Regions from separate parts of the Homo sapiens genome. Here all the other regions are linked to region 3. The links are chromatin loops, found by intact Hi-C in ENCODE. Cell type or tissue: heart right ventricle. All regions are shown on one strand.

Evidence for each region. Peaks named below come from ENCODE experiments on the same cell type or tissue, not always from the same donor. Only the 100,000 strongest peaks of a DNase experiment are listed, where the experiment ranks them.
Region 1: a loop joins it to region 3, with 2.5 times the contacts of the local background. A loop is called at or near these places in 8 of 110 quality-filtered maps.
Region 2: it touches region 3 in a loop (4-fold over the local background); 27 of 110 quality-filtered maps call a loop at or near these places.

Annotation. Positions count from the first base shown.
Region 1 is chr4:151,340,761-151,348,760 of GRCh38, reverse strand. No RefSeq gene overlaps it. Among named protein-coding and RNA genes, the nearest start is that of SH3D19, 19 kb to the right of the region's middle. RefSeq lists a silencer at 7,450-7,744. In heart right ventricle, no CTCF peak of the experiment used is centred here; no DNase peak of the experiment used is centred here.
Region 2 is chr4:151,600,175-151,608,174 of GRCh38, reverse strand. The region is part of intron 7 of FHIP1A (FHF complex subunit HOOK interacting protein 1A); the gene reads right to left. Among named protein-coding and RNA genes, the nearest start is that of GATB, 160 kb to the left of the region's middle. In heart right ventricle, a CTCF peak has its summit at 3,696 (motif pointing right); no DNase peak of the experiment used is centred here.
Region 3 is chr4:151,114,514-151,122,513 of GRCh38, reverse strand. SH3D19 (SH3 domain containing 19) reads left to right here. Exons shown (of 20, transcript NM_001378122.1): 20 at 307-2,233. The coding sequence ends at 423. Among named protein-coding and RNA genes, the nearest start is that of SH3D19-AS1, 5.7 kb to the left of the region's middle. In heart right ventricle, a CTCF peak has its summit at 4,957 (motif pointing left); a DNase peak (open chromatin) is centred at 4,953; H3K27ac peaks cover 2,723 bases.

The DNA of each region.
Region 1 (8,000 bases), 230 kb before region 3:
CTGATTTTTGTATTTTTAGTAGAAACGGGGTTTCACCATGTTGGCCAGTCTTATCTCAAACTCCTGACCTCAGGTGATCTGCCCGCCTCAGCCTCCCAAAGTGCTGGGATTACAGGTGTGAGCCACTGCGCCTGGCCTAGCCCAGTTAATAATTTTAAATGTTTTCTAGAGACAGGGTCTCACTATGTCGCCCAAGATTATAGTAGGGTTATTCACTGGTCTAATTTCAATATTGTTGTGTCTTGGGGAACAGGGAGGACTGAGAAGACAGAAAGAGAAGTGGGAATGGTTGGTCGGTGGAGCAGTCAGAACACACACAGTATTTATCAATTAAGTTTGCCGTCTTATGTGGGCATGGTTTGTGGAGCCCTCCAAAGAGTTACAATAGTAGCACCAAAGATTGCTGACCACAAATCATCCTAACAGATATACAAACTGGGAACGAGTTTGAAATATTGCGAGAATACCAAAACGTGACACAGAGACACAAAGTGAGTATGTGCTGTTGGGAAAATGGCATGGATAGACTTGCTCCAACCTTCCATTTGTAAAAAATATAGTATCTGCGAAGTGCAATAAAGTGAAGCTCAATAAAACGAGTGTGCCTGTAAACTTTCCACTCTTCTCTCCCTAAGGCAGTTCCCGTTTCTCTCCCTTCCTCTTCTCCTTTTCTAATTCCTTATTGTCCACTGCCCCCAGTTCTCCTTCCTACTCCTGTGAACCCACTGGCTTAGAGGGAGAATCCACTATCTAGGAAATGCAAAATGCTTTTAGGAGCGTTTAGAGCCTTCCCCTGCGGAAGAATATTTGAATGTAGAGCAGGATTTAGGTAGACGTTTGACCTTCAGTGTTTCTTCCCTCACCGAGATTTTATGTTTCTGTCTTAAGGTACTGCTTCTAAGGCTCAAACAGCTTATTTGCTACAATTCCTTGTTCTCATGATTTTTGAGGGGGTTCTATTACGGGGGTGGGGAATTTTCAACATAAACCATACCTTTAAACTGAGATTGGAAAATCATTAGCTGATGTTTATTGTGTTAGTCTTTAATGATTTTACAGTATAATCTTTGACTCACACAGTTATAAATCAAAGAATACCAAGTTCAAGGATATTGATGGGAACTAGTTTGCATAATATTGCTTTGTAACCTTCACAAAAATAAAATGTAATTATTAATGTCATTATTACTGATAGTTGCTCCAAATGTGTGATTTTCCTGACTCATGTAAAAGATGAAGAACTCCAGAAATCGTTCAGTTCTTTGCCAGTGTAAGATACCAGTAACAAGCAGAGATAATTTTCTCTTTGCCAGTTCATCATAGACTCTGATCAATAGTCAGGGCCAGAAATTTAAGATGACACAATCCATTAAAAAACAAAACAAAACTGTGTATCCTCTCAATGTCAGGACAAAGTTTGGAGGCCAAAAGAAAGTTTTCTCAAAGTAAAACCTTATCACCAGTGGACACTGGTGTTTCAGGCAAAAGATGGCAGCCACTGTAGCTCATGGGGTTTGGTCCTGATGGGAGCCTGCCTGGCCTCTTTCTGTTCCATGGGTGCACCAAACCTACCACCAGAGCAACTGGGCCATGCTGCTAGGTGTATACGGTTTATCTGTTGGAATATAAAAACAGGGTAGAGTAGGGTTATCAACATTTCTGAGAGCACACCCTCATATGCATGTGATTTGTACAAATATGTCTGTTTGGCATCAAGAGATTTTATACAATAGAATACAAAAATGTAGAACTGGAGTTTGAATTCTGAGTGAAGAGAACAATGAAAAGAAAGTGACATATGCTTGAACTATTTGCTTTGCTCCAGGAGAATTTTGCTGTGCTTATGAATTTATTAAGGAATAACGTTAAATGAGTTACTAATTGTGAAGTATCAAGGCCACTGCTTGATACATAGTAGGCACTCAATAAATGTTAAACCTCCCTCCTGTTATCATATCATTGTGATTGCCAAACTTTGAAGACAAGATCTAGAATAAATTGCCACCAGGACCAGAGACACAATCAAGGGTATATAAAAATTTTGTTAAGACAGCTGCATACTCACCCTTCGGTCAGAGCTTGAGGTGTTTGATCTTGCTTTATGCAGTGTTCAGAATGAATGGCCTTTAAGATAAGTTGGCATACACTCTTAGAATTAGGTATTAGGCCAGTTCACTCAGAAATACATCCGGGGTGGACGGGTGGGTGGGTGATGTCAGAAATGATCCAAATCTTCTAGATGTTGTTTAAAATCAGTATCAGTTATGAAGCTGCCCTAGCCCAAAATAACCCCAGCATTTACCAATCTTCACAAAATAGAATTTCAGGATGGTAGCGAGGAAAGGCACATTTTTCTTTTCAAAACACTATGTTAGAGCATCAGTTATCACTATGAAGATAAATCATAGTTCATCTCCTGCATTTATCAAGGTGCCAGAAACATCACAGACACTCAGTATTTAGTAGATAAATAAATCTCAGTTTTTTTGGAATGTTTGACAGTTGATTCCAGGTAGAGATGATGGATTAAACAAATGCATGTAATTTGATTCCCTCCAGAACCCCACTAAAACCCTCAAGAACGAGGAGAGAATGAGATGAAGCAATAGCAACAGAATTTTGGAGGCCAGAGAATAGTGATAAAGGACTTAGCAGACGAGAAAACCAAATGCTAAGTTACTGGCATTGCAAAATCCTCAGGATATAGAGTGAAGATGAAGAAGGAATAAAATAAGGGAACTGGTTGGAGGCTGGGAACTACTTAAAAAGTAGTAGTACTTCTTATATGCATGCTCTCTACTCCTTTCTACTGGGTAACTGCCCCTCCTCCGTCCTAACAGATGCAGAGGTTTGTCCACTTCTTAGCCATAGCTGAAGGGGATAGGGACTCTAGAGAGAAAACTGGGATTGATTAATTAATGCAGTCATGCTAAATGCTCAGATCCTCTCACCTTCCAAGTGGAAGATTGGAAAAGCCTTCTTAAAGGAATATTACCAGCCCAAAAGGAAAAAAAAAATCCCCAAAGATAGTGATAAGAGGTAATATGGAGGAGGATAGGGTGTGGTTAGAATTCCCCAACAAAGAGCCTACCCATTTCATCTTACAGTAAAGTTCCTGGGCAACAGGTCTTCCCCAAAGCACAGGGCTTCTACTATGCAGCTTTTTGCTTTCTCACCCTTGAATACGAGCAGACAACCAGGATTACCAAACATCTTAAGAAATCCTCTAACATGAAAGGTAACAGAAAGACCTAAATTGCCAGATTGAAAGGGCCCACTAAGTACTCAGCTCAGTGAAGGGAAGCAGACCCATACAAAGCATATTATCATGAAGCTTTAGAATGCCAGGCACAAAGACAAAATACCCAAAACTTCCAAAGAGAAAAAGCACATCCAAAGAAGTAGAAATCCAGATGGCATCGGACTTCTCAACAACAACCCTGAAGCTAGAGACGGTGGGGCAATGCCTCCAAATTTCTAAAGGAAAATTATTTTCTGGGTAGAATTCTATACCCAGCCAAATTGTTCATCAAGAATAAAGGTAGAATCCAGGCATGGTGGCATGCACCAGCTGTCCTAGCCACTTAGGAGACTGAGGTGGGAGGGTCACTTGAGTCCAGGAATTCAAGGCTGCAGTGAGCTATGATTGCACAACTGTGCTCCAACCTGGGCAATAGAGCAAGAGTCTGTCTCCAAAAAAAGTTTTTTAAAAAGGAATAAAGGTGAAATATACATAAATTCTCAAGAATCTTTTCCTTTCTTAAGAAGCTAAGCTAAGATGTGCTAAATTAAAAAGATGGAGAAAATCAAGAAGGAAGAAGGTATGGATTATAGGAAAACAGAAGATCCCGCTAAGGAAATAGAAGGGAGTCCTGAGGATGATGGTCTACTAGCTGTATATCAGATGTAGAGGGCAACAACTCCAAATTAGAACAATGCAATGCCAGAAAGAAGATGCATCGGCAGAGGCTATCACTAAGATGTCAACTACCATTTTAGTACTTTTTAAAACCTGCAAATCAAATGCCTGTATGAGCCTATTCCAGGTTGCTGTTTGTATTTGATTTGCCTTATTCATGTTTTGATGGCGTTTCTCTTCTCCTACCCATCTGTTGCCCACTATGACCTACTGCCTGGATAAGCTGAGGACACTCATTAAATCCCACAGAAGTTTTCTTCTTTGATCTACTCCAGAACTGGAGATGGGCTTTGGTGAACTTAGAAGCAGAAAATACAGAGCAACCCTCTCCCTGACCATAGTCTTGCCAGATGTCCTGCACCCAGGCCACCTTCCAGTTGCTCCAACCTTAGTTAAGTTCTGTTTCCCAGATCTCACCCATAACCTTGCCCACTGATTTCCCCAGAAGTGGCTCCTATACACTTTCATGGAAGCTGAAGCCAGTTTATGGCCCAGAAATTCTACTCAGCTTATCTTCTACAAGATCTCGTTTAATAGTACCTTCATGTTTTTTTCATATGCATCTGGCTTTGTGCTTGCTCTTCAGTTTCTATATTAACCACATACAGTGATCAATAAAAGATTTGAGAAGAAAAGAACAATTTATGGCGATATTCCTTACACATTTCAATTATGTCCTCTTTTGGAACTATGGAGATGGCATCCTCAGGGTTGAGCTGATGAGTAGTGGATTGAAATGGAAAGAGTCTGTGTTGTAGAAAAGCAGCCTCGATGGGCCATGAGCAGCCAGATAAAGCATCCGTGTTCTCTGCCTCTATTTCATGCCCAACTCCATCTCCATTTGGCTGCTAAAATCTCCAATCCAAATTTTCCTTGACTGCCAGCTCCCAGACCTTTTCCAAGGAAACAAATGACCTAAGTGATAGCAGCAATGCTGCCCAGAAATGGAGGGTTTGATAAAAACAGAAAGATGAATTCAAAATACTGGCCCTGGCCAGGCGCAGTGGCTCACGCCTGTAATCCCAGCACTTTGGGAGGCCGAGGCGGGCGGGTCACTTGAGGCCAGGAGTTCAGAACCACAGCCTGGCCAACCACGGTGAAACCCCATCTCTACTAAAAAATACAAAAATTAGCTGGGTGTGATGGCGTGTGCCTGTAGTCCCAGCTACTCTGGAGGCTGAGGCACGAGAATTGCTTGAACCTGGGAGGTGGAGGCTGCAGTGAGCTGAGATTGCACCACTGCACTCCAGCATGGGTGACAGTGTGAGACTCTGTCTCAAGAAAAAAACAAAACAAAACAAACAAACAAAAAATACTAGCCCTTCTCATTGCTCTTCCTGGCCACCTGTTTACTCTGCTGCTTAAAACCCTTCTGTGGAAGGCCGGGCATGGTGGCTCACACCTGTAGTCCCAGCACTTTGGGAGGCTGAGGCGGGCGGATCACAAGGTCACAAGTTTGAGACCAGCCTGACCAACATGGTGAAACCCAGTCTCTACTAAAAATACAAAAATTAGCCAGGCGTGGTGGCACATGCCTATAATCTCAGCTACTCAGGAGGCTGAGGCAGGAGAATAACTTGAATCCAGGAGGCGGAGGTTGCAGCGAGCCCAGATTGCACCACTGCATTCCAGCCTAGGCAACGGAGCGAGACTCCATCTCAAAAAAACAAAAAACAAAAAAACCTTTCCATGGATCTTTATGCCCCATCAATGGGTCTCTTGGTGTGGTACACACACAGACTATTTATAATTTTACCTCTGCTTATCTCACCAGCTTCACCTGTTGCCCTTACAATCCTTTTCTCTTGGCCACAGCAATATTTCACTATTTGTAAGTCACTGAATACTGTGTTCATAACTCTCTATTTTGATCATGCCTGGAAATCTCTTCTTAGACCCTCCTCTCTTTTTTGCCTGGTTAATGCCCGCTTGTTTTTAAGACTCAGTTCAGGCAGAACCTCCTCCAGCAAGAATTCCCTGCCCTAGCCACAGCTCCTTCTCAGCCTGGATTAGATGTGCTTCCTCTGTGCATACCTGAGCCTGTCACAGTGTATTGGAAATTATCTCTTTATCTCTCTGTTTCGCATGGGACTGAAATCCCCTGAAGAGACAAGGTCTTCCATTTACATGACTCCACTACCTAGCACCAAGCCTAGCACAGAATAGACAGTAAATAAATATTTGCTGGATGTAATTATTATAGAGCCTGTCTTCTACTTTAAAGCTATTATGTTCATATTATTCTAATTTTTTATTTAAAAATAATTTATAGGCTTTATTATTTATTTATTTATTTATTTATGTCTATTTTTGAGACAGGGTCTTGCTCTGTTGCTCAAGCGGAAGTGCAGTGGCACCAACATGGCTCACTGCAGCTTTGACCTCCTGGGCTCAAGTGATCCTCCTGACTCAGCCTCCCAAGTAGCTGGGATCACAGGCATGCAATGCTGTGCCCAGCTAATTTTTAAATTTTTTTATTTTGAGCTGGGCGCAGTGGCTCACACCTGTAATCCCAGCATTTTGGGAGGCCGAGGCAGGCGGATCACCAGGTCAGGAGTTTGAGACCAGCCTGGCCAACATGGTGAAACCGTGTCTCTACTAAAAATACAAAAAATAGCTGGTCATTGTGGTGGGCGCCTGTAATCCCAGCTACTCAGGAGGCTGAGGCAGGAGAATCGTTTGAACCCAGGAGGCGGAGGTTGCAGTGAGCCGAGATCACACCATTGCACTCCAGCCTGGGCAAAAGAGCGAAACTCTGTCTCAAAAAAAAAATTTTCTTTTATTATATAGAGACAGGGTCTCGCCATGTTGCCCAGGCTGGTCTCAAACTCCTGGACTCAAGCAATCCTCCTGCCTTGGCCTCCCAAAGTGCTGGGATTACAGGAGTAAGCCACCACTTTAAGTCAGGAATTCGAGACCAGCCTGGCCAACATGGTGAAACCCCGTCTCTACTAAAAGTACAAAAATTAGTTGGGCATGGTGGTGCATGCCTATAGTCCCAGCTGCTTGTGGGGCTGAGGCAGGAGAATGGCTTGAACCCGGGAAGTGGAGGTTGCAGTGAGCCAAGATCGCACCATTGCACTCCAGCCTGGGCAACAGAGCGAGACTCTGTTTCAAAAAAAAAAAAAAAGAATTCTGAATATTGGGCATTTGGCACAATCATCGAACATAAGTGCCCGTTAAATGCTAACCGTTATTACTTCACTTAGTCCTTACAACAGCTCTGAATGCTAGATGTTGCGATTTCTTTCTTTTTTCTTTTTTTTCTTTTTTTTTTTTTGAGACTGAGTTTCTCTCTTTTTGCCCAGGCTGTAGTGCAATGGCGCAATCTTGGCACACTGCAACCTCCACCTCCCGGGTTCAAGCAATTCTCCTGCCTCAGCCTCCCGAATAGCTGGGATTACAGGCACATGCCACCACGCCAGGCTAATTTTTTGTATTTTTAGTAGAAACAGGGTTTCACCATGTTAGCCAGGTTAGTCTCAAATTCCTGACGTCAGGTGATCTGCCCACCTCGGCCTCCTAAAGTGCTGGGATTACAGGTGTGAGCCACCGCACCTGGCCTAGTTATTGCTATCTCTTACTTTACTGATCAATAAACAGTTCAGAGCAGTTAAAATCACAGGATGAGGAAGTGAACCTGAGTTTGTCCAAAGTCCATCTTTTCTCTTCATTCCTGCTATCTTAGCCCAGGTGGAGACATTAAAGAGAAGGCTGTGTTGAGGACAGTGACAAGCAGAGGGTGGGGAGGGGACCAGTGGGCAGTGGATGCTGGTCATGGCCAGGCTATGAAAGGGCCTCCAAGTACTAACGCTCGTAAAATATGTCAGTCCCACTACTTTGCTCATGATATTTAGCTCTAAGAATTGCTGAAGCTGAACATTCCCTTTGGAATGCACAGAATAAGACAAGCTCTGTGTAAGACATTTTTGGTCTTGCTAAGGTCAATGTGGTGGGTTTGTTGCTGAGGAAGAGTTCTGACAATTACTATGGAGACACTACATAAGCAAAGGTAAGCAAAAATGTTTGTCTTTCAGAAGCAAAATTAGAGGGAAGCACAGTAATCAAGATTCCATACATA
Region 2 (8,000 bases), 490 kb before region 3:
TACTTGGGAGGCTGAGGCAGGAGAATCGCTTGAATCTGGGAGGCAGAGGTTGCAGTGAACCGAGATCATGCCCCTGCACTTCAGCCTGGGGAACAGAGTGAGACGCCATCTCAAAAAAAAAAAAAAAAAAAAAAAAAGAAGAAGAAAGAAAAAGAAAAGAAAAAAGAAAAAGAAAATCAAAAGTGATGCTGGCTGTGAAATAATGTAAAAGTATGTTAAGGAGCAACAAGCATATTATCTAAAATCAAAACACTATAGTGACCAAAAATGGTATAAAATTTATTGGCTAGTAACACACAGTGTCATGTGAAGGATGTCTCACTTTAGAGATTCAGCTGGTTACTTAAATAAGTAATAATAGGTAGTATGTATTTAGCACTAAGTGCCAGAGACAATGATAAGCACTTTAAATGCATAATCTTACTTAGTCTTTACAAAAGCCCGATAAGGTAGGTATTATTATCCCTAGATTATACATATACACCAATGAGAATACCTGCCACAGGCACATAAAGTAGCAAAGAACTAGACTCAAACCAAGGTCTTGCTAACTCAAAACCCATTTCTTGAACTGTCAAGCTAGGCAGCTTCCCAAAATTGTATCAGTTGAATATAATGCATTAATTGAATATATTAGATGGTACACACTTTTAGTTTTCAATTAATCAAGAATTCCCAAGTCAAAGCCTCTTACACTTGTCACTAAAATTTTCTAGATCTACTTAATAGCTGGCTGTCACTGGATAGAGAAATTATTAATTTAGTCTGTCTAAAACTGGCCTGCTTAATATGATTTTTTCAATCCAGATTTAATAGTGCTACCGTCACTCCATGTTACCTAGTTGCAGGCCCACAACAGGACTGGGCCTTTTAATTACCTCGTTCAATTGTGTTTACTGACTGATTATAGTGATGGTTACATCTGGCCCTCTGCTTCCACGGTACTCTTCTGTTTAAGTCCAGGGGAACTGAGTAGACAGAATGATTGCTTGGGCTCCACCACTCCTATCCCAGCTGAGCCAGGCTCCTTAATTATGGCTCCCTTGGTTACAACTGGATCTCGGACAGCATCTGATAAGGGTGTAAGTGTGAGATGGTACCAGGGGCATTGAGCTTTCCTGCCAAGTTTAAGAATCCCCAACTTCCCCAACTGCTGGGTGGCTCTAAATGGAATACCTGTCTGTCCCGGAACCAGCGCCTGCCTGTAAAGCTGTGGAGACAACAGCAGCACCTTCTAAGAAGAACCACCTCATTTCTGCAGGACATTGTTGGAATCCCCCTAACTTCTTACCAGACCAGCAGTCTGTGGGCTGAGGTGGGCACATAGGTATGCTTTCAGCGCAGTGGAGAATACAATCTAAGTCACTGGTTTACTCCAAGCATGGTAAGAAACAGGCAAAGTTCCACATGAACAAATACAGCTCAAGATTATTACAAGAAGAGGAAAAAGCAGCTAGCAAAAATAGAACAAGACAATGTTCAGGAGCCTTCAGTGATTAAAAACCATGGGTCAATAAGGTTGACAATGTTTTGTGGGGTTTTCTGCAAATTATTGAAATATATAAGTAGAAATATGAAATGCAGATATCAAAAAAAGTATTCCTCTGTATCTTTTAGTTTGGTTCACCCCAGAGATGGTGCCTCGTTTGGGGCTCAACTAAGTCAAGGGAAGCTACAAAAGATTTAGCAAAGAACCACCAAATTTAAAAAACAAAATCTAAAAATTCCAAAGCCAAGGTGGCATCTTACATTCCATGCTTTTGATTCCTTCTTCCCATTTTCCACTGAAAGGAATGACATGATCAGTGAAATTCCACAGCATTATAGGAAACCAGGCATAAAACTTCAAGACGTTTTTCCTCAGGAAGTGGCACAGATGACAAGTGACAAAGAGCAGAGACCTGCTGAAGCATCCAAAAATCCAACGGGAAGTCTGCCAGAGAACAAGTAAGAGGACTTGTGTCTACCCTTCTCCTACTCCAGAACCCCCGCTACTATCTCCCAGACTAGAGAGGCATGAGGAAGAACGGACAGGAGAAATGAAATTAAATCATGGTTGAACAGCATGCTGTCCTGCCCACTCCTCACTATGACATAAGCGATCAGTGTATTCCTCCTGCAAACTCAGCACCCAATTATAGCCCGTTAATATTTTATAATGGTGATAATAATTTGAAGATGGTACTTAATTGCTCTTAAAATCTTCAGTCACTATTTTCACTGGGCATAAAAGTCCAAAATATGCCTAGCCAGTAAGAGCCAAACTGGGCTCTACCGGAGTTCCAGCCTGCCCGCCCACATACACACTTACAGCAAGTGGGCAACTCACAAGTGTGGCTGCTCTCAGCCTCTCAAAATTTCCATCTTTACTTCTCTAGTCCCCAAAAAACTTCCATCCATCAACCTAAGTCAATAAGCCATGAATTATTGAGCTTGCAGGATGCAGATCATGAATACGTATGTGCATGTTTGGAAGACAAGCTTGTAAAACAAATGGGCTCCACGGCGGCTTATATGAACCCAGCACACATGCCTTTAAGGAAATGGCTGAAATTATTCTACCCATGTATGTTGTTCAAGCATGGTTTCAGCACAGAAGAGATGGTGGAAAAATCAGTTTTTCTGGTAGACTTTTTGCTTCTGTCTTTCCAAGTGCTCTTGAATGGAATAATTTGTTGAATGAAACACAGCTGGCTGCTCTTTGCATAAACCAAAGGTGCAGGCTTTCTTTGTGGTCACAGTTATCATTGCGAATGCCTGTGAGCTGCCTGCAGAAGGGATGGTATGTAATTATCTTCCCTTCCATCTACCTCTTACTTCAGCACATTCACCTCGATGTCTCTACCTCTATCCACCAGAGATAGTCCCAAACTTTTGCCATAATTTGGTAACAATCTCTTTTTAAAAAGGAGCAAAACAACCCACTAAACAAAAGACTACCCTACCCTAGTTCACAAGACATTTGACAGAAATAATATGACTGAGCCTGAGGTGCTACTTATACAACCTTTTCCCATCCAAACAACCTAACAGTCCCCTCTTTCTAATCCTGCCAGATCCAGGACAAGCACTGAAGCCATCTTTGGCTGCAACTGCCAACTCTCTACGGGTCTCCCACCAGCCCAGGATCCTGAAACAACATATCTGGATGGAGATTTTCCCAAGCTAATGACAAAACCAATTAGACTGCTTCACTTGTTTTTGTCTGCTACAAACCTCATTTCCTGTTTCACATCAATTTTTGTATGATACTTGTTCTTAAACACAGAACCCAACAAAAACTCATTTTTATTTATTTATTATTATTATTAGTATTTTTTTTTTTTGAGATGGAGTCTCACTCTGTCACCCAGGCTGGAGTACAGTGGCGCGATCTCAGCTCACTGCAACCTCTGCCTCCTGGGTTCAAGCAATTCTCCTGCTGCAGCCTCCTGAGTAGCTGGGTCTACAGGCGCCCACCACCATGCCCAGCTAATTTTTGTATCTTTAGTAGAGACAAGGTTTCACTGTGTTGGCCAAGCTGGTCTCAAACTTCTGACCTCAGGTGATGTGCCCTCCTCAGTCTCCCGAAGTGCTGGGATTACAGGCGTGAGCCACCATGCCCGGCCCAAAAATTCATTTTTAAATTGGTAAGACCAAATTGAAAGTAATGAATATGATTTCATGCCAAAACTGCAAATTATTTTGAGCTGTTAGTTCATGTGGTGTCCAACAGATGTCACTGTGTTTCCCTCACAAACTGAAAATATCTCCTAGTACCCCTGTGAATTAATTGAAAAGCCCCAGGGCTCCTTGGTGCACTGTTTGGGAACCACAGATGCAGGCCCTTCCAGGGGTTTCAGGAAAGAGCAGGGAAGCAGGGTCAAATGCAAAATCACCTAACAATAGAAAGGAGCACGTGCTCAGAATAACATGGGCACCGAGAGCTGCCAACTCTAGGGAACAGAGAAGACTAGAACCTCCAATGTAAGGGACAGCTGCAGGAGGCTGTGGGATTTAGGCTGGTCTTTGAAGAAAGAGTAACTCTTGACCACAGAGGAGGAAGGAAGAGAATGTTCCAAGCAGAGAAAACGGACTGAGTATAGGAGAGAGGCCTTGAACCAAGAATGAGAATGGTACGGAGTCAGGGCTGTGACACAGCATGTAGACCAAGAACATTGTAGGAAGTGGAGCCACTTAAGGTTTCAGAGGAAGGATGATGTGTTTAGAAAATTTAATCCAGCAGTTTTGTGTGAGATAATCTGAAGAAAGAAGTTGCAGTAATGAGACCATAAGTGAAAACTAACCCTGGTCAAGATATGTGGAGATGAAGACCCAGAGTGACACTATTGGGAGAAGAAACAAAAAAACAGACTCAAGAACCTTGCAGGAAAAGGTTGGCACTATATTTGGGAAGATTAAGAGAAAAAATTCAAGGATGATTAAGAGTTCTATGCCAGGTAAGTGGGAAAAGTGATATTATTCACAAAAAGAAGGTATGCAGAGGATGAATTAAGCTAGCCTCGGGAGAAAGACATTATGAGTTTGCCTCCTGACATTTTAAGTTTGAGGAAGCAACAGGTCATTGAGATGAAGAGATCTAGCCAGTGGTCAAATACTCAGCCCCAGAGCTTTTTAGGCCATCTGTGCAGAGCAAGGATAGCAATCATGAGGGTCAATCAGTGCAGGAATAGTCCCTGAGGCATGCCCACATTTAGGGAAAGACAACATCCAGTCAGCAGAGCAGACAGACCCTAAGGAGAACTAAGAGAGTTCAGAGTGTGGCATCAAAGGGGGAAAAGAGGAAACCCGGGTCCAGGGAGTCAGAAGCCCCAGGGGTTGTTAATAAAGCGATTCTTTACAATCTCTCTTTTTTTTTTTTTCAGACGGAGTCTCGCTCTGTTGCCCAGGCTGGAGTGCAGTGGTGCGATTTTGGCTCACCGCAACCTCCACCTCCCAGGTTCAAACAATTCTCCTGCCTCAGCCTCCTGAGTAGCTGGGACTACAGGCACATGCCACCACACCTGGCTAGTTTTTTGTATTTTTTAGTAGAAACAAGGTTTCACCATATTGGCCAGGCTGGTCTCTAACTCCCGACCTCGTGATCCACCCACCTTGGCCTCCCAAAGTGCTGGGATTACAGGCGTGAGCCACCGCGACTGGCCACAATCCCAATATTTTTAAGCAAATGCTAAGTGCATTTATTAGCCTGGTGAGGAAAAAGCTGGGTATAGTCCTTAAGGGAGAAGCAGTCATCTCTTTTAGGTAGTGTAGAAAGGTTTTATAGCTAGAAAGCAGGACAATCCCTTATCTCTTAAATCTTGAATCACTTGTGTCTGTCTTTTTCTCCACACCTTTCCCTTCTCTTGAATCCCCTGCCTGTTTTCTTCTGTTCATCACCACACTACCCAGAATGCCAGTCCACACTAAGCGGCATTATTTTGTCACCACCAGATGGTTCCTGAGCCCCTTATCTGACTCCCTCTGCACTGCTTACTATGGATATCAATGTTCACCTGCCTTACAAATCACATTAGGGTCTTTTCTCAGTCCTCGTGGTCCCTCACCTCTTTTGGACATCACAGCTCTCCTGGCGTACTTTCATCCAAACACACTCCTCCACGCCCTCCCTACCTGCTCACCTTCAAGGTTCGGCACAATGTCACTCTCTCCCTCCCCACCTGCCCTGGCTACTTTCTCTGTCACAGCACTTAGTTTTTCTTGCTTAAATTAACATGTCAGTCTCCTGGGTCCCAGATTATAAACTCCATGGAGATGACAGAGTTTTTCAGCCACCTTCATTTCCCCATGGAGTCTGGCAGTACTTTGCACCTGGTGCACACTGACTAAATGGTCTTTGAACAAACAATATTATCCTTTTACTGCATATGAGATGGCAGAATCTGTCCTGCAATAGTTATGATAATACCTTTGCATATAACAGTATATGATTTTTCAGAACACACTTATATTTGATTTTCATACCCTGTAAGGAGGAAAGAGGAGGTCTACTATCCTCATTGTACAGCTATGGAAATGTGATATGATTTGCCCAAATCTCATCTTGAATTGTAGCTCCCACAATTCCCACATGTCGTGGGAAGGACACAGTGGGAGGTAAATGAATCATGGGGGCGGGTCTTTCCCATGCTGTTCTGGTGACATTGAATAAGTCTCATGAGATCTGATGGTTTTATAAATAGGAGTTTCCCTGCACAAGCTCTCTCTCTATGCCTGCCGCCATCCATGTAAGATGTAACTTGCTCCTGCTTGCCTTCCACCATGATTGTGAGGCCTCCCCACCCATGTAAAACTGTGAGTCCATTAAACTTCTTTTTCTTCCCAGTCTCAGGTATGTCTTTATCAGCAGCGTGAAAATGGACTAATATAAAATGTGACTCAAGGAGGTTGGAAGCTTTGCACAAGTTCACACAGCAGTAGTAAACAAAAGAGCCAGGACTAGAACCCAGATCTCTTACTCACAGTCTAATGCTCTTCCACTGCACACCCTGACTCTGTATAAATTCATGTAATAATAAGCCTGATTTGGTGATGGCTACCTATGCTTCAGATATTCCTTCATTTATTCATATCTAGTATGTTGTTAGCATTTCTACCCGTCACATTGGAGTCCAACTCTGATTTTAGGTTCCAGAGGACAAGGATCAATAAACAGAATGAGGCAGTAACTATAAGCTATAAAAAGTAGATTCACTAATGTGTTTCTAGAAAATTTTAAGCTGCAATTTACTTATGCATTAAACCCAAACACACTCTACAGGAACCATATCTACCTTCCAATTATTGCTCTAAGATGCTGATACTGGTAAATAAGCATGCTGATGGCTTCCAACGGCCCCTCTAAATCTACTCTCCACCTTTTCCACCTTGCCCTATGCCCCCCCAGTAGACCTGTATGGACCTTTTTCCCATGGTTCCCTTCCATATGCTTTCCACTTGGGTTCACCCAATGGGGTTCCAGCAGGAGACTGGAAGGAAGAAGAAGGAAACTTAGTTATTTATTCCCCTGACTCCCCTCTGAAGGGTTGCCTCAGGCAGGTTGTAACCCATGACTGAAGTTCATGGCTCTTATCAGGTGGGCCTCTCCACATATGTCTCTTTGACCCTTTACAGCACATTCAGACTTAGGGGTGGCAACTGTGGTAAACCTGCCCAGAATATGGCCACAAATTCTTTAATACTGCTACTATAAAGAGGTGGGGTCTTTGTCCTCTTCCCTTGAAATTGAGTGGTCTCTGTGTGACTATGAACAATGAAATATGGCATAAGGGATACTCTTCCAGGTTCCCCAGCCTTAGGAGACTAGCAGCTTCTATCTTTTGCCTCTTTGGCACACTCACTCTCGGAGTCCTTGGAGTTCAATCAGTACAGGAATCCAATTACCGGAGGCTGCCATGCTGTGAAGATGCCCAAGCAGCCCTGTGGAGAGGCTGTGTGGAAGGAGGGAAAGAAGGAGAGAGAGAGAGATCTAATCAGCCCCAACCTGTTCAGGCCCCAGCCTGCTGAGGCCCCAGACATCGCAGAGCAGTGATGAGCTGTCCCCACCATGTTCTGACTGCATTCCTGAACCAGAGAATCATGATTTATACTAATAACCAATGGCTGTTTTAAGTCACTAAGTTTGAGAATAGTTTATTATACAGTGCTAGATCACTGAAACAACACACTGTTGTAACCAGTCCACTTACTAAGCTCCCCTCACTACCCAGTCTGAATGCCATCTATTCCTTCTGGGGCCCTGACTAAATACATAACATATGACAAACATTAGGGCTGATAATCATATTCTAGACTTCTCTGCTTCTGAAAAAATGGCAGAACTGCACTTCGCCCTGAGGTCAGATGTGGCCTAGTGACTTGCTTTGCTTTAGACAATGAAATGTCAATAGAAATGATATGTGTTACTTCCAGATAAAAGCTTCAAGAGCCAGTGGGCCATTCACAAGGTTCTCTTCTCCCTGACATCACCTTGAGACCAGTGATATCAGTTCCGAATAGTG
Region 3 (8,000 bases):
TGATAACTGGTATTATTTGTTCAAGAGGGATTTTAGATTAGGAGTGGTGAATTTGAGAGGCACAAAGTATAAGAGGGAAAATCAAAGTGCAGCAAGGGTGGCAGTGGCAAAGGAATGAGATTTAAGGGATAGAGGCTTACAAGCAAATGGCATCATTAGGTATAGATCATTGTTGTCATTTAATTCTCAACAATCAAGATAAATGAGTTATACAGAGAAGATTATTCATGCTGCCCTAGGTAGGCCACTATTTACCATGCTTATTCTCAACAGAAACCAGTAATTCTAACTCCTTTTGTCTTACAGGCTGGAGATATAATAACAGAGCTGGAATCTGTAGATGATGACTGGATGAGTGGAGAACTTATGGGAAAATCTGGAATATTTCCCAAAAACTACATACAGTTTCTACAGATCAGCTAGAGGAGAAGCTTGTCTGTGTTCCTTGGCACAAGAACTCACTTGAACTATCACCTTGACTATCAGATATGTTTTTGCACTATTTTTTTTAACTGAAAAAGAAATATCTAAGCTGTACATGGTACACTAGAATTTTCTGAAAGCAGAAAACGTTCAGATTTTGTAGTTAATTTTCATTACAATAGAAACATGCACATGGAAACCCATGAGCTAGGATTCTACCGAGGAAAACATCTAGTGGGATTAGCAAGGTGAAGGGAAAGCATCTGGTGGCATGGCAGCATGGGGAGGCTCACACACAGAAGTTGCACGTGGACATCTGTTTTAATCAGCACAAGTGAATTAACCATGCTTCTTCATTTTTTTACTTTAGTTAAAAAAGAGGACATTTAATATTCTACATGCTGTAACTATCAGGACATGGTTAGCAATCTCAATTTCATTTTTGATATTCAAATTAATTCTTACAGCTTGAGCATATCAGCCTTATTACCAGAGCAAATCCTTCCTTCAGATGGGATAGTTTACTGACTAGTTGGAGCATTTGTAAGCACATGGTGAAATCAGCCCCTGCCCACCAAAATAATCTTTATGTTACCAAGTGATTCCCATTTGTCTAAGGATTTGAAGGGGGTCTAAATTGGATGTATCTTACTTAGTCTAAAGAACCAAAACCATCCCTGAAATGCCTTGCTAATACAACTAATCCTTCCATATATGTGCCATACTTATTTTTTTCCTCAGTGTATACTTTATGTTAACAGGGTTATTACAAAGCACATTTTCTGAATCTGCAATCATTCCTTTGACAATTACTGGACCCAAAGGAAAATTCATTTTCTTTGCATTATTCCAGTAATATATAAAAACTGTGTCTTGTTATAGTAGTACATTATGAATCACATATAAAATCTTACAATACAGAACAACTGTTAAGATGGAAAACAGTGCCAAACCTCCACAGCTCATTTCTTTGTAATATAATCAGAATGAAAAATAATTTAAGAGGACAGAAGACTGGTACTTTTTTGTTTTATTTTTTCTCTAGCTTATCCCTGCACAATTATTAGAGTGAATGAAAAACCACTTTCCTGCTTTCCATTGTTATAAATTCTAAGCTTAAGATAAAAGTGGTTCTTTACATGACTGAATCAATTACAATTTATGGGCTAGAGCCAAATAGGTTGAAGACAATCATCCAAACAGATCAATGGAATAGAATTTCATTGGAAATGTAAAACACTTTCCCAACAATGGTCATGACTTTCTTCTGTTTTTGAGAAGAGTTTCATATGCTGGACCACATTTTAGCTTTTATTGTTTTTTTTTTCCCATTGTCCAAAAAGTTAAGCAACAAGTGGCCACACTTTTACGTGACTACAACCTGGAGTTCTGCAAAGAAGGTAATATTTACTTGGTCTTTGACTAAAGTTATCTCCCCATTCTATGGTTACATTTTATTTTGGACTATGGGGACTTCTAATACGTTTTGGTAAAGAAGAGAGTATAAAGAAAATTCTTGTCAAATTTCACTCAAAAGTAATTTCATGAGAAATCAATGATTTAAAGCATTATCCAAATTAAATTATCATTTGCAGCAAACTGTACAACAGCAGGAAGGATATGGAATGGAACATGAGGTATATATCTTTGCCTTTATAATTTTAACATCTTATATTGAAGATTCTGAAAACCTATCTTTATTAGAGGAAAATCTCAATCTTCAGTTTTGGCCTTCTGTCAGCAGAATGATAAGTGCAATAGTTGTAAATCTACTTGACACTGTAATAAACTGAACTGAACTTTCAAAGTCCCTTTCTCATACTAGACTGAGTTTTTTGAGAATGGAGGTGGTATCTTTTTTTTTTTTTTTTTTGAGACAGGATTTAATTCCCTTTGACCAGGCTGGAGTGCAATGCAATGTTGGCTCACTGCAGCCTCTGCCTCCTGGGCTCAAGTGATTCTCCTGCCACAGCCTCCTGAGTAGCTGGGACTACAGGCGCACACCACCGTGCCCAGCTAATTTCTGGTATTTTTTTTTCTTTTTGTAGAGACAGGGTTTCGCCATGTTGCCCAGGCTGGTTTCAAACACCTGGGCTCAAGCAGTCTGCCTGCCTCAGCCTCCCAAAGTGCTGGTATTACTGCACCTGGCCTGTGGTACCTTATTTATCTTTGTATCTCTAGTCCTTTGCACCATTCAGCCTCAATAAAGGTTGGTTGGTGGGTTGGGTGAGTTGGTTGGTTGGAATGGATGGATGGATGGATGAATGACTTTCACATACAGCAATACCATCTTGGATTCACTCAATATCTTTCCTCTTTAATTTTTGACATAAATCTATACTAAAAATTCACAGTTTTATGTCATTTCACTCTCATGTTCTATGTTGTGCTTGCCACTTATTACCTACTCAACTGACAGGAAGCAAAAAGGTAACATATGGGCTCTCGTAGATACTTTCTTTTTTTTTTTTTTTTTTTTGAGATGGAGTCTCCCTCTATCGCCCAGGCTGGAGTGCGGAGGCACGATCTTGGCTCACTGCAAGCTCCACCTCCAGGGTTCACGCCATTCTCCTGCCGCAGCCTCCTGAGTAGCTGGGACTACAAGCGCCCACCACCACGCCCGGCTAATTTTTTGTATTTTTAGTAGAGACGGGACTTCATCGTGTTAGCCAGGATGGTCTCGATCTTTTGACCTCGTGATCCACCCACCTCGGCCTCCCAAAGTGCTGGGATTACAGGCGTGAGCCACCGAGCCCGGCCTCATAGGTACTTTCTTATTCTGTATATTGATTGAATTCAAGGCAAGACTGAGCATGTTTAAGGAGAAACATAATTTTTATACTCAGTGAATTTTATGGGAGAGAAATAGGAACACATTCTGTTTCCTTTCAGGAATTTTAGGTTAAAATCTGATCTTGTTCATCTAAACCTCCTCAAACTAGAATCTCTTAATCCTTTTTCTTTGATAAATTAAACCTAGAGGGCTGGGCGCGGTGGCTCACGACTGTAATCCCAGCACTTTGGGAGGCCGAGGCAGGCGGATCACGAGGTCAGGAGATCGAGACCATCCTGGCTGACACGGTGAAACCCTGTCTCTACTAAAAATACAAAAAATTAGCCGGGCGTGGTGGCGGGCACCTGTAGTCCCAGCTACTCGGGAGGCTGAGGCAGGAGAATGGTGTGAAGCCAGGAGGCGGAGCTTGCAGTGAACCGAGATCGCGCCACTGCACTCCAGCCTAAGCGACAGAGTGAGACTCCGTCTCAAAAACAAAAAAAAACCTAGAGAAGCCTTTCCAAGCAAGGCGACTCAGTTGAAAAAAAACCTAGAGAAGCCATTTAATATATTATTCTTATCCTTTGAACACTAAAAGCGTTTTTCTTTAAAAGATGCCCTTGTTTACATGGCTAGAAGGGTAATGGAATATATCTGTCATTGTGCTCATATAAATCACAGGTCTTGAATTCAGTCTGTAATATTCAAAATGAAAGAAAGTGCGTTTATCAGAATTTATTAGTAGAACTTGCATTTGAAAAAAAAATTTTTCTATAAGATTGTAGATCAATACTCCTAACATTCATTTCTTAGTTTTTACTCAGTTTCTTAAGCTTACCTAAATATACCTAGAGAAAATAATGATGACTGTATGGACTAATAATTATAAGGCGATATATTCACTTTGGTATAATCATTAATGGTTTATTTCTTTTAATTAATGTCAAATGCACATGAGCCATATGATTCATGATTCAATGTCATTTTGAATGCCATTGAATGAATTCTTCACAGTGAATTTATTATTTTATTTTATTGTATTGTATTTTAGAGACAGGGTCTCACTTTGTTGCCCAGGTTGGAGTGCAATGGCATGATCTTGGCTCACTGCAGCCTTAGACTCTTGGCCTCAAGTGTTCCTCCCACCTCAGCCTCCCGAGTAACTGGGACTACAGGCATGTGCCACCATATTTGGCTAATTTATTATTTTTTTCATTTTATTTTTTGAGGTGGAGTCTTGCTCTGTTGCCCAGGCTGGAGTGCAATGGCACAATCTGGGCTCACTGCAGCCTCTGCCTCTCAGGTTCAAGTGATTCCCCTGCCTCAGCCTCCTGAGTAGCTAGGATTACGGGCACGCACCACTGTGCCCCGCTAATTTTTTTGTATTTTTAGTAGGGACCAGGTTTCATCATGTTGGCCAGACAGGTCTTGAACTCCTGACCTCAAGTGATCCATCCGCCTCGGCCTCTGAAAGTGCTGGGATTACAGGCGTGAGCCCCGGCATCCAGCCTAATTTTTTATTTTTTGTAAAGACGGGGTTTCACCATGTTACCCAGGCTGGTGTTGAACTCCTGAGCTCAAGCAGTCTTCTCGCCTCGGCCTCTCAAAGTGCTGGGTTTGCAGGCGTGAGCCACCTTGTCCAGCCAACTGAATTTTTTTCAGAACTAACGTGAAGTCATTTTCTAACTTGTGCCTTTTTACTTCACTGTAATTAAAGAAGGAAAAAAAATAGAAAGCCTGACTCAGAACAACACTACCATCTAGGGGCCGCTCTCTTAATTGCGAGCTCATCCTGTTATACCACAGAAGAGAGCCCTTGGAGACCAGAGTTCAACTTGCAGAGGTTAAATGATTTGCCTAAAGTCACAGTTACTTGCAGAGCCTAAAGTAAAACCTATCTCTGCGGATTTCCAATCCAGTTCTTTTTCCGTTTATTATGGCAAAGTGATAACATTTTTTTTAGCAGTTAAACAAGAAGAATTGATCCGTTTCATTGGCCTGTAGTGGTTGTAGCCTCTAATACTTAACGATTAGAAAGAATTACACAGTATGTATTAAAGCCTTGAAGTTTTATCCTTCAGGAAGAAAAGTCCTGTCAGCTTCTTGGTTTTATGTGGACAATTTATATTGATGTTACCTAGAAACTGAAACATGAATGGATCCACTAATGTGGATTCCTTTTTCTCTTTAATAGAAAATATTCAAAAATTTAGAACATCAGATCTTGTACAGCTGTATCTTGTAGGGCTGTGCCCTTGGCAACAGTAGAGCAATCATAAATCTAGATTTTCATTAAAATATAACACAAAACACTGTTATTAGTATTTTGGAGTATAATAGATTAACCAAAGCACTGTTAAGCTGATAGATTTATATTTCAGAGTCTGAGACATATTCTGATTTTTTTAAAGGAATTCTAATTATATGTATACCATGGATTATTTATCTTCAAGTACTGTAAATTAGGCAATAATTAAATGAAATATTTGGTTGTCTATGTTTCACAAAAATTAACTAACAATACCAAAATATTGGCCTCTGGCTGAGCACTATGACTCACGCCTGTAATCTCAGCACTTTGGGAGGCCAAGGCGGGTGGATAACCTGAGGTCAGGAGTTCAAAACCAGCCTGGCCAACATGGTGAAACCCTGTCTCTACTAAAAATACAAAAATTAGCCAGGCTATGGTGGCGTGGGCCTGTAATCCCAGCTACTGGGTGAGGCAGGAGAATTGCGCAAACCTGGGAAATGGAGGTTGCAGTGAGCTGAGATTATGCCACTGCACTGCAGTCTGGGCAACAGAGAGTGACACCATCTCAAAAAAAAAATGTGTGTGTGTGTATATATACATATATGTATATATGTGTATGTGTATATGTATGTGTGTATACATGTATGTGTGTATGAATGTATACGCATATGTATATGTGTGTACACGTGTGTATATATACATATGTATGTGTATGCATAGTATATACATACATGTGTATATATACATATGTATGTATATGCATAGTGTATACATACATATGTATGTATATGCAGTGTATACATACATATGTATACATACGTATGTGTATATGTATATATACGTATACATGTATACATGCATGCATTTATACATATGTATGCACATATATACATATACACATATGTGTATACACATACACACACTTTAAATATATACATACATATACACATACGTATGTATGCGTGTATGTATATACATATACACATACATATATACATATACGTATACACAAATGTATATGTGGTAATATACACATATATACTTACATATACATGCACATATACACATATATATACATACACATATATACGTGTATATACATATATGTATCAAAAAAATAATAATAGGGCCGGGATGGATGTTATACACTTCTAGGAGCTGACACCTGCAATAATTTTTCTGCCTTGACTTCTTTTTTTTTTTTTTTTTCTGAGACGTAGTTTTGCCCTTGCTGCCCAGGCTGGAGTCCAATGGTGCGATCTTGGCTCACTGCAACCTCTGCCCCCAGGTTCCAGCAATTCTCGTGCCTCAGCCTCCGAAGTAGCTAGGATTAGAGGTGCCCGCCACCACGCTTTGCTAGTTTTTTGTATCTGTATTTTTATTTTTGAGATGGAGTTTCGCTCGTCAACCCAGGCTGGAGTGCAATGGTGTGATTTTGGCTCACCGCAACCTCTGCCTCCTGGGTTGAAGCAATTCTCCTGCCTCAGCCTCCCAAGTAGCTGGGATTACAGGTGCCCACCACCATGCCCAGCTAATTTTTATATTTTTAGTAAAGACAGGATTTCACCATGTTGGTCAGGCTGGTCTCAAACTCATGACCTCAGGTGATCCACCCGCCTTGGCCTCCCAAAGTGCTGGGATTATAGGCATGAGCCACCGTGCCCAGCCAATTTTTTGTATTTTTAGTAGACATGGAGTTTCGCCACTTTGGCCAGGCTGGTCTTGAACTCCTGTCCTCAGGTGATCCACCCGCCTCACCCTCCCAAAGTACTGGGATTACAGGTGTGAGCCACCGCACCCAGCCCTACTTTGACTTCTTAAATGATCTTAGCAAATGGAAACTCATTACCCTTCATAGCTGTCACACTTGCATTGCCTATCACAGCGTTACGTCAGAGAATTAATGACTCATTAAATTGGTATGACTGGATATTTAAAGATACTAAAGATTATTACTGAAATTTGGAGCTGTGTTAATAGGATTTTGGTTACATTTCTTTTTAAGAAATCATTTCAGAGATACATGATGAAATATTTACATTTGATAAGTTAAATTTGCTTCAAATAATTGAGGAGGAGAAATTGTCAGGAACTGTGCAGTGTTTGACATTTTACCCAACTTGTAAGCTAAACATTTAGCCTGGCATGGTTTCATGGATGTTAGCAGAAGACATGAGACTTCTGGGACAGGAGCAAAACACTTCATGATAGCAAAAGTGAGAACCAGAGTTTCGTGTTCTTATGTGTCAGTTTCCCATACCCCACCAAATCCCGAGGAGGTGATGCAAAGGGCCCATTATACAGTGAGTTGTGTGACAGGAGAGGAACACTGAGATCCACCACTTTTATAGCAAATGGAAGCAAGCTTGCTTTTTTTCCTGGGGGAGACGTTACCTCATCCTTCAAGGTTGCTCACAAGGGTGCAAACACAGCCCTGAGAAGTGGCCAGGGTAAAGAACAGTCAAGGGATTGTATTCTTGGCATACTCAGCAAGAATGTGCAGAGACACTTAGGGTATACAGCACATTGCCTCTGTCACTATTCACTCCTCAG